2 separate regions of the Homo sapiens genome follow, and region 2 is linked to region 1. A link is a contact called in ENCODE Hi-C or POLR2A ChIA-PET data. All regions are on one chromosome and are shown on one strand. Each heading gives the region's core, a stretch centred on a gene start or an enhancer-like site at or near the end of the contact. The rest is flanking DNA. Distances are from core to core; before and after follow the strand shown. Region 1 overlaps LOC107986154 (a long non-coding RNA gene). Region 2 has its middle 160 kb from the start of LINC02015.

Region 1 (3,610 bases), core at 247-2,746:
GAATGTCCACATGGAGCTAGGACCTGCCAGAGCTATAAACCTGTAGCATTGGAAGAATCATATTGCTCTAAATTCTTTATCTACCATAAGAGAAAACAGAGATTCTGGGGGATATAAGGCAATGGATGATTTCCTCAGGGCTAGGTCATTTCAATCCTTTCCAGTGGTTCGATATAACACCAGATCACCTCATCGTGCTAGTGGAAGGCATCAGGCAACTGGGAACTACCTATTCCCTATAGGATTTTGTTCTACTGTATTGCCGTATTGCAATGCCATCCATAGTAGCATACTTTTTATTTTCTGTTATAAATATATAATCTCATAGAATAAGAATGTATTCTTTCAGCTGCTCATTAGTTGAGTCTAGTTCTCCTCATATAAAGACTTAAAAAAAAAAAAACAAACACCTATTTTAGTAACACTTTCTGGAACATCTTTAATTTTCCAGATGAATTGTTCACTAATTAGTATCCCAGGAGTGTGAGTGCTATAAATGATAGATACTCTTTTAATTTTAAAACTAAGATGGCTTGGAGAATTTTTAAATTTAAGTCCCAAGAAAATTTAACAGAAATGCTGATAAAAATGGTATGTCATTCTATGCTTATGTTCAGTGAAAGAAATCGAATACATTTATTTTTCCCAAATAGTTAAGTTTACAGAGTTTCCTAATAAAGAGTGGTGATATAGTCTGGGTCTGCATCCCCACCCAAATCTCATGTCAAATTGTAATCCCCAGTGTTGGAGGTGGGGCCTGGTGGGAGGGGATTGGATCATGGGGGCAGTTTGCCCCTCAGTGCTGCTCAGTGATAGTGAGTGAGTGCTCATGAGATTTGTTTGTTTAAAAGTGTGTGGCACCTCTCCCCTCTCTCTCTTCCTTCTGCTCTGGCCTGCTGCCCCTTCACCTTCCACCATGATTGTAAGTTTCCCAAGGTCTCCCCAGCCATGCTTCTTGTACAGCCTGTGGAACCATGAGCCAATTAAACCTCTTTTCCTAATAAGTTACCCAGTCTCAGGTATTTCTTTATAGCAGTCTGAGAATAGACTAATACAAGTGGTATGCCCTAAATTACCATGCAACCTAAAACTTAAAGGGAGAGATTAAATAAAACAACATTTTTGTTTATTAAAATAACCATCTATTTAAAAATGTTCATTACTTAATAATGACCTATAATATCCATTTAAGCATCAAATTGGGCAAAAATTATTTACAAAGTTCTACTTTTGTTTCTCTCTTTAAATAAAATATTGGCTTCAGAGCACTCATAAGTTAATAGACCAAAGAGAATTCTAATCTTTCGATTCTCGGCCTAATTTTCTCCTTTCATTTTCAGTATGAACATAGGGGTTCCAGGTAGACATTGAAACAAAACTTTAGAAGGATTAAAGAAGGAAGTAAGAGCCAAACAAGGAAAAAATAAGAAACAAAAAAGAATGGGGTAATCTCTCCCATGACAAGCCCTGAATATAAATAAGGGTGCGGTCTTAAAGTGAGTCATTACTCCATTGCCTACTCCTTTCATGGCAGAGACAGTGATGTCGTGGAATAGAAGCTGTTAAAGAGGCTTTATATAACTATTAGCCTCTGAAACAATAGACAGGCAGCAGGGTGTTGTTCCAGAAAATGTTCAAAGAGGAGGAGTAATTTTGTCCTTTACAAATTTAATATCTTCTCTTTTCTCCTATATCATTTGGAGGAAGCGCCTTTTTCCTTTTTCTCTTTTTTAAGCAAAATAAGCGTTATGCACTAGTAGGTAGTGAGTGAATTCTCTTTGCCAGCAGGAAGAAAAGCAATTTTTGAATGCCAAAAATAGCTCCTTTGTGTGAAAATATCACATAGCCCAAGACATTTTTGGGAGAAAGCAAAGATTCATGTTCTGAATTATTGTTTTTTAAATATACAGGCAGAGAAATGTTAATAATAGAAAAGACAGAAATTGATGGTCATTTCAAAGTCTGAATGTTTATCCTGTTTACGACACACTCAGACTTTTGTGTGGTCTCAGTCATAATTCCTCTCCCAGGCTATGTCTCTAGGAGATAGGTATTCCTAATCATTCTGTTTGGGTCAAGACATTTTATTCCTTCCCTACCTTTTACTACTTGTTCCTATGCAACATTACAAACCAGCAAAGTATGAACTGACCTGGATATAGGAGATGGCCCTAGAGCTGTAGACAGAATTAAAAATCGTATCTTTTTTTTTTTTTTTTGTAAAGCACCCCGACATCTTTGGGAACCGTTCACTCTAGGGAATCTTTTTATCCATTATTTGCAAATAGCAGACCATCAGCCAGTTACAAAGACTTTTGATAGAGGTGGTGGGCATCTTTTACTTTCACCCAACCAGTATCCCTTTCTGCTTCATTTGATAGTAACATATCCTTTTCTTTTGAAAAACTAACCATTCTTATTACATGTCATTTTGATGGCACTGTCAGTCCAACTGTACTGCCTTCCTTCTGGCCAGTGAGTGGATGGCCATGTGAACCAGGCTGGGACAGTGAGATGTTTTCCTATGAACGTGAGTATTGAATGGAATGACACAAGAATGGAACATGGTCACTGACTCACTTTGCTAGTGGTTCTACTTGTCTGACTGCTGAATGAATTCTAACTCCTGACTGACAGATTTTGGAACCTGGAAGTAGAGTGCTCTTATAGCAAAATCTAAAATGAGACAGTGGTTTTGGAAATAGGCGGTGTGTAGAAGGTGGAAACTGTGAGAATTTTGAGTAGAGTATTGGTGAAAGATCAAGTACCTTGAACCCATTGTGCATACAATTTTGAATTATGAGGAGGCTGGCAGTGAGGCCTTAAAGGAATGGGAGAAAAATCTTATTGGAAACTGGAGGGAAGGGCAGAAACTTAACAATACACTTGTCTGCAGGAACATGGAAAGTAGAAAATGTGCCTGATAAACTAGGGGATCTAGCTGAGATTTCCAAGCAGAACGGTTAGTTACCACCCATTTTTTTTTTCTTGCTGCTTATAGTAAAACATGAGATGAGAGAAAGCTAAACTAAGGGAAGGACTGTTAAACAAAAAGAAGCTGGATCTTGATGGTTCTGAAAGCTCTCACACTATTCAGAAAGTCGGAGATGCTAAAACGGAGATAATGTCTAGGGTGTGGCCATAAATCTTTTTATTAAGATCTTCACAATTCTCTGGTACCTCAGAGAACCTTCAGTCAGACTGAAGGGCCCCTTAAGGAGATTAAGAGTGTGCCACACAGATTCTCTCAGCCAAAGAGTAGAGCTTCTAAGAAGCCTAAGGGCATTGTCCCCAGTCATCTCAGCAGAAGCCCAAGGTGGAAGGGAGATTATCTGTAAGAGGTGTGTGGGTGGGGCTTTTGTCTGATGGATTTAACCTGGAGAAGTTTCACAGGAAACCCATAAGGTTCTCAAAAGAGATAGATACAGAAACATTACCACTTGGATGGAATGGGACAGTGCAGAACAGTACAGAATGAAGACAGGGCTTTGAAGGCCCAGAATTTTAACACCTGCTATATTTTGCAAAACTAGAAAGAAGACTAGGAGGGTGAAACCAAGAGCCCAGAGGGCAGAGTGGAGAAACACGAAGAATTATTTCAGATATGAGA
Region 2 (3,423 bases), core at 321-2,820, 50 kb after region 1:
TATTAGGGATGATGGGAATGATTGGAAAATACTTCTACAGGGAATGCCTCTTTGAGAAAGTCACAGTTAAAAGCAGATTAGGAGGAAGAGAGGAGAACATTATTGAGTTAATTTAGCAATTCCAGAGAGGCCATTATATGCCAGAAAATGCAGCCATAAAGATATACAAGATGTGGCTCTGTCTTCTAGAAACTCACAGCTTGGTAGAGAAGCTAAATAAATACACTAATAATTAAATACAACAAGACAAATGTTAATAGAGGAATGTACCAACTGCCATGGGGGCACAGGGTCAGACAAAGCTTCAGAAGGTAATCTTGGAAAAACTTAGAGACCTTCATGAATTTGCACAGGCTCTATACACAGGGCTGTGTAAATCTCTAATTTTAGCACATGTACTATAATGCCTGCTCTTTCTGTGTTGTTAAGTTTGATCCTGGGATGGAAAGGGATTGTAATTTCCTCTCATTAACTCCTCTTTATAAAACATTCCGTATGCATATAGATATCCATATGCCTACGTCTGTAACAGGTAAACAATAATTATAATGAATCTCTAAGTCTATACTTGAGAGGGGAAAAAAATGACTTATTTTTATGAACAGGGAAAGTCCAACATGTTTCAAGATGATGGCTCAGGGGTTTATGTTTGTCAGTGTAACCATGTCCAGTTTAGCAAGAGTTTATATGAACTCAGTCATCTGAAAGTTTTATTTTTTCAAAGTCTAGAGTTGCAAATATTTGATCACCAAAGCACTGTGACAATTACTTCTGTCTAAAAATGTCTAGGGTCTACAGCCCTGATTTTTCTGCTTTACTGATGGCTTGGATATGGATAGAGCAATAGATCTTACTTATATAGTAATCTTACTTATATAATAATCTTACTTATAAAATCACCCAGAAGGCCACTATTACTCCAATTGGATCTTTATGCTGTTTGGGTGTCCTAAGTGTGTCTTTCCTCACAGTAAATGAGATAGCCTAGATGCCAGTAGGATACTACTCTTTGGTGTTCAAGTAATCAGACCAATAGGGAGGTTAACAGAAAATATATTTAAGTCGTTGAGCAAATGACTCCCTTATGATCCTTTTTATCTAGTTGTCCAATGTATTTTCTATGAGAAATAATGAATCATCTCTTTCTAGGCTTCATAAATTCCTCTCAATTTTTAACTGAGCTCTAGCTCTCATTTCCCCCTGTCTCTGTTTTTGTGCTGGATACTGCTGTCTGCTAATTCTATTGCTCTGTTTTAACAGAATTCCAGTTTTTTGTCTGTGGTTTCAATGTATGCAGCTAAAATCCACACTAATTTCACAGGTTCCCTTATAATAAAGGAGGCTCATATGACACTGTCCTAGTAAGGAAGTGGAACTCAGTAGGGGACACTGCTGCGACAGCTGTTATTTTCTCAATAAAATACAGATTCACAAGTACATTCCCTTTGCCCTTCACTTTTCACCACTTCTTGCCTGGAGAAGAGGATTGATGACCAGTGAGGGGAGTCACATCTTGGAACCATGGGGGCTGAGGCCACATTCTAAAGAGAATGAATCAGAGTTAGATTATGCTTCATTCTGTAATGACTTCCTTGATCCACCATATGAGTGCTAGATTGCTCAACTCTGGACTTCTTAGTCTATGTAAACAATAAGCCCCTATTGAGTTGAGTCATTGTGGATAAATTTTGTTACCACTAACTGAAGGCATTGATAACTGATAAACTAATTTTCATTTTGTCTGGGTCAACATTTCAATATTATGGAAAAAGAGATTTTGGAGTGAGACATACTTGAACTAAAATTACAATTCTGCTTCTTACCAGCTGTGTGATCTTAGGCAAGTTATTTTACTGATCTGAGTTAGTTTTCTTATATGTAAAACAGAAATAGTAATACCTTGTTTTTAAAATTATTACAATATTAAAAGAGATTGTATATATCAAGGCATTTTAAAATAGTGTTATTCAATAAATGTCCTTTCTGGCATCATGCACCAAAACATCATTATTATCATCATCCATAAATATTTGTTAATTCTGTACTACATAAAGCTCTCCACTTGAAACATACTTGGGTTAAGGTCCTAGATTTCTACCTCATTTCACAATATAAAGCACAGAAGCTAAACTACGAATAAATGAGCCCTTGTTTTCTCATAAACAAAAGTTATAAAAAGTAGAGATCTTAAACATTTGTTTTATTGAAGTAGAGCTGCTTGATTTATATCCTGTCCTTAATCTCTGTTTCCCTGAAATTGGTGTCAGAATAATATACATGGAGAAAGAAATGGATGAATATTGGCTACAACAACACATAAACTAATAGATTTTTAAAATGAAATAAAATAATTTCTGTTAGAATAGAGTAAAATTCCCTTCACCTTAGGAGGCAGGAAGCCAGGAAGAGAGGTAGGGAATTTGGACTCCAGTATACTTGGGTTCTAAATTCAGTTTCATCACTTACCAGCTAGCTGTGTGACCTCAGCCAGTTTCTAAGTTAGGAAGCTTCAGTTTCTATTCAATGGAGCTATATTAAATATTTGAAAAGATTAGACATATTAAGTATATAATATAATTTTTAGCACAAAACAGGTATTTAATTTTAAAAAAGCTATTATTGTTTTAAATAAATATAACAGAAGAACAGATGTTTATGCTATTATGGCCATGGACCATTCTGAAGCAACTGTGCTGCTGGCCATAAAATCTCATATTACAGTGGGTTATGGAGCCAGTAGCTTTTCCAGAGTCACTTTATTACACTGTGCAAATTTTACAACCCAGAAAGCCCAAGCTTGTTCCTGAGGCCATAATCAGCTGCTGGAGGATATTACTAAAACATCGGAAATTATTTTTAAATCCTTGACAATTGAAAAATAGTTCAACACATGGAAACTCCTTAAAATGGTCTTTCTCTACCACAGATTGACAAGAAATGAGAAAACGACCTTTAGTAATCCTGAAAATAATTTATTTTGAAATTCCTTAGGCAGATATTTCTTTTCTATTGAAGGAAAGATGGAGGGAAGAAGGAAGGAAGGAAGGGAGAGAGGGAGGGAGGGAGGGAGGGAGGAAAGAAGCAGGCAAGCACTTATATTAGGATGATGATTGAGAGAAAATTGTCTACAGTGGAACTTCTCTAAAACATCACTCTGCCTGTTGGGTGACTGAGAAGGTCCTTTCTGTACTGGGGATTCTGTACTGTGCTGATGAGTACCCACCTTTGCTGGTTTCCTGAAGGCAAACGCCTGAAGGCAATCCCTTGTCCATAGGTACAGGCAAAGGAAGCAAAAATAACATATACAGCTGAGTTTGTTCCATCCACTGCTACAAATGGCAAACAACCAAATGAAATGTTTTCTTCACAATTGTCATCAATTACTTATGAGCAAAGATTTTGTAGAATATCTTATATAATCCA

The links. A loop is a pair of places that touch in the nucleus more often than their neighbours do. ChIA-PET counts read pairs that join two places held with the same protein, here RNA polymerase II (POLR2A).
Region 2: a map of Calu3 shows a loop between it and region 1 (3-fold over the local background). The contact joins two enhancer-like sites. A Hi-C loop is called at or near these places in 1 of 168 maps with a recorded cell type or tissue (Calu3). POLR2A ChIA-PET finds 5 or more read pairs at or near these places in 2 of 52 experiments (PC-9 and activated CD4-positive, alpha-beta T cell).

Annotation. Positions count from the first base shown.
Region 1 is chr3:177,926,920-177,930,529 of GRCh38, forward strand. The region is part of intron 1 of LOC107986154 (a long non-coding RNA gene); the gene reads right to left. Among named protein-coding and RNA genes, the nearest start is that of LINC02015, 110 kb to the left of the region's middle. Within about 2 kb of position 1,497, at least 5 of the 41 ENCODE cell types and tissues checked have a DNase peak (open chromatin) inside an H3K27ac peak, as active enhancers do.
Region 2 is chr3:177,976,406-177,979,828 of GRCh38, forward strand. No RefSeq gene overlaps it. Among named protein-coding and RNA genes, the nearest start is that of LINC02015, 160 kb to the left of the region's middle. Within about 2 kb of position 1,571, at least 3 of the 41 ENCODE cell types and tissues checked have a DNase peak (open chromatin) inside an H3K27ac peak, as active enhancers do.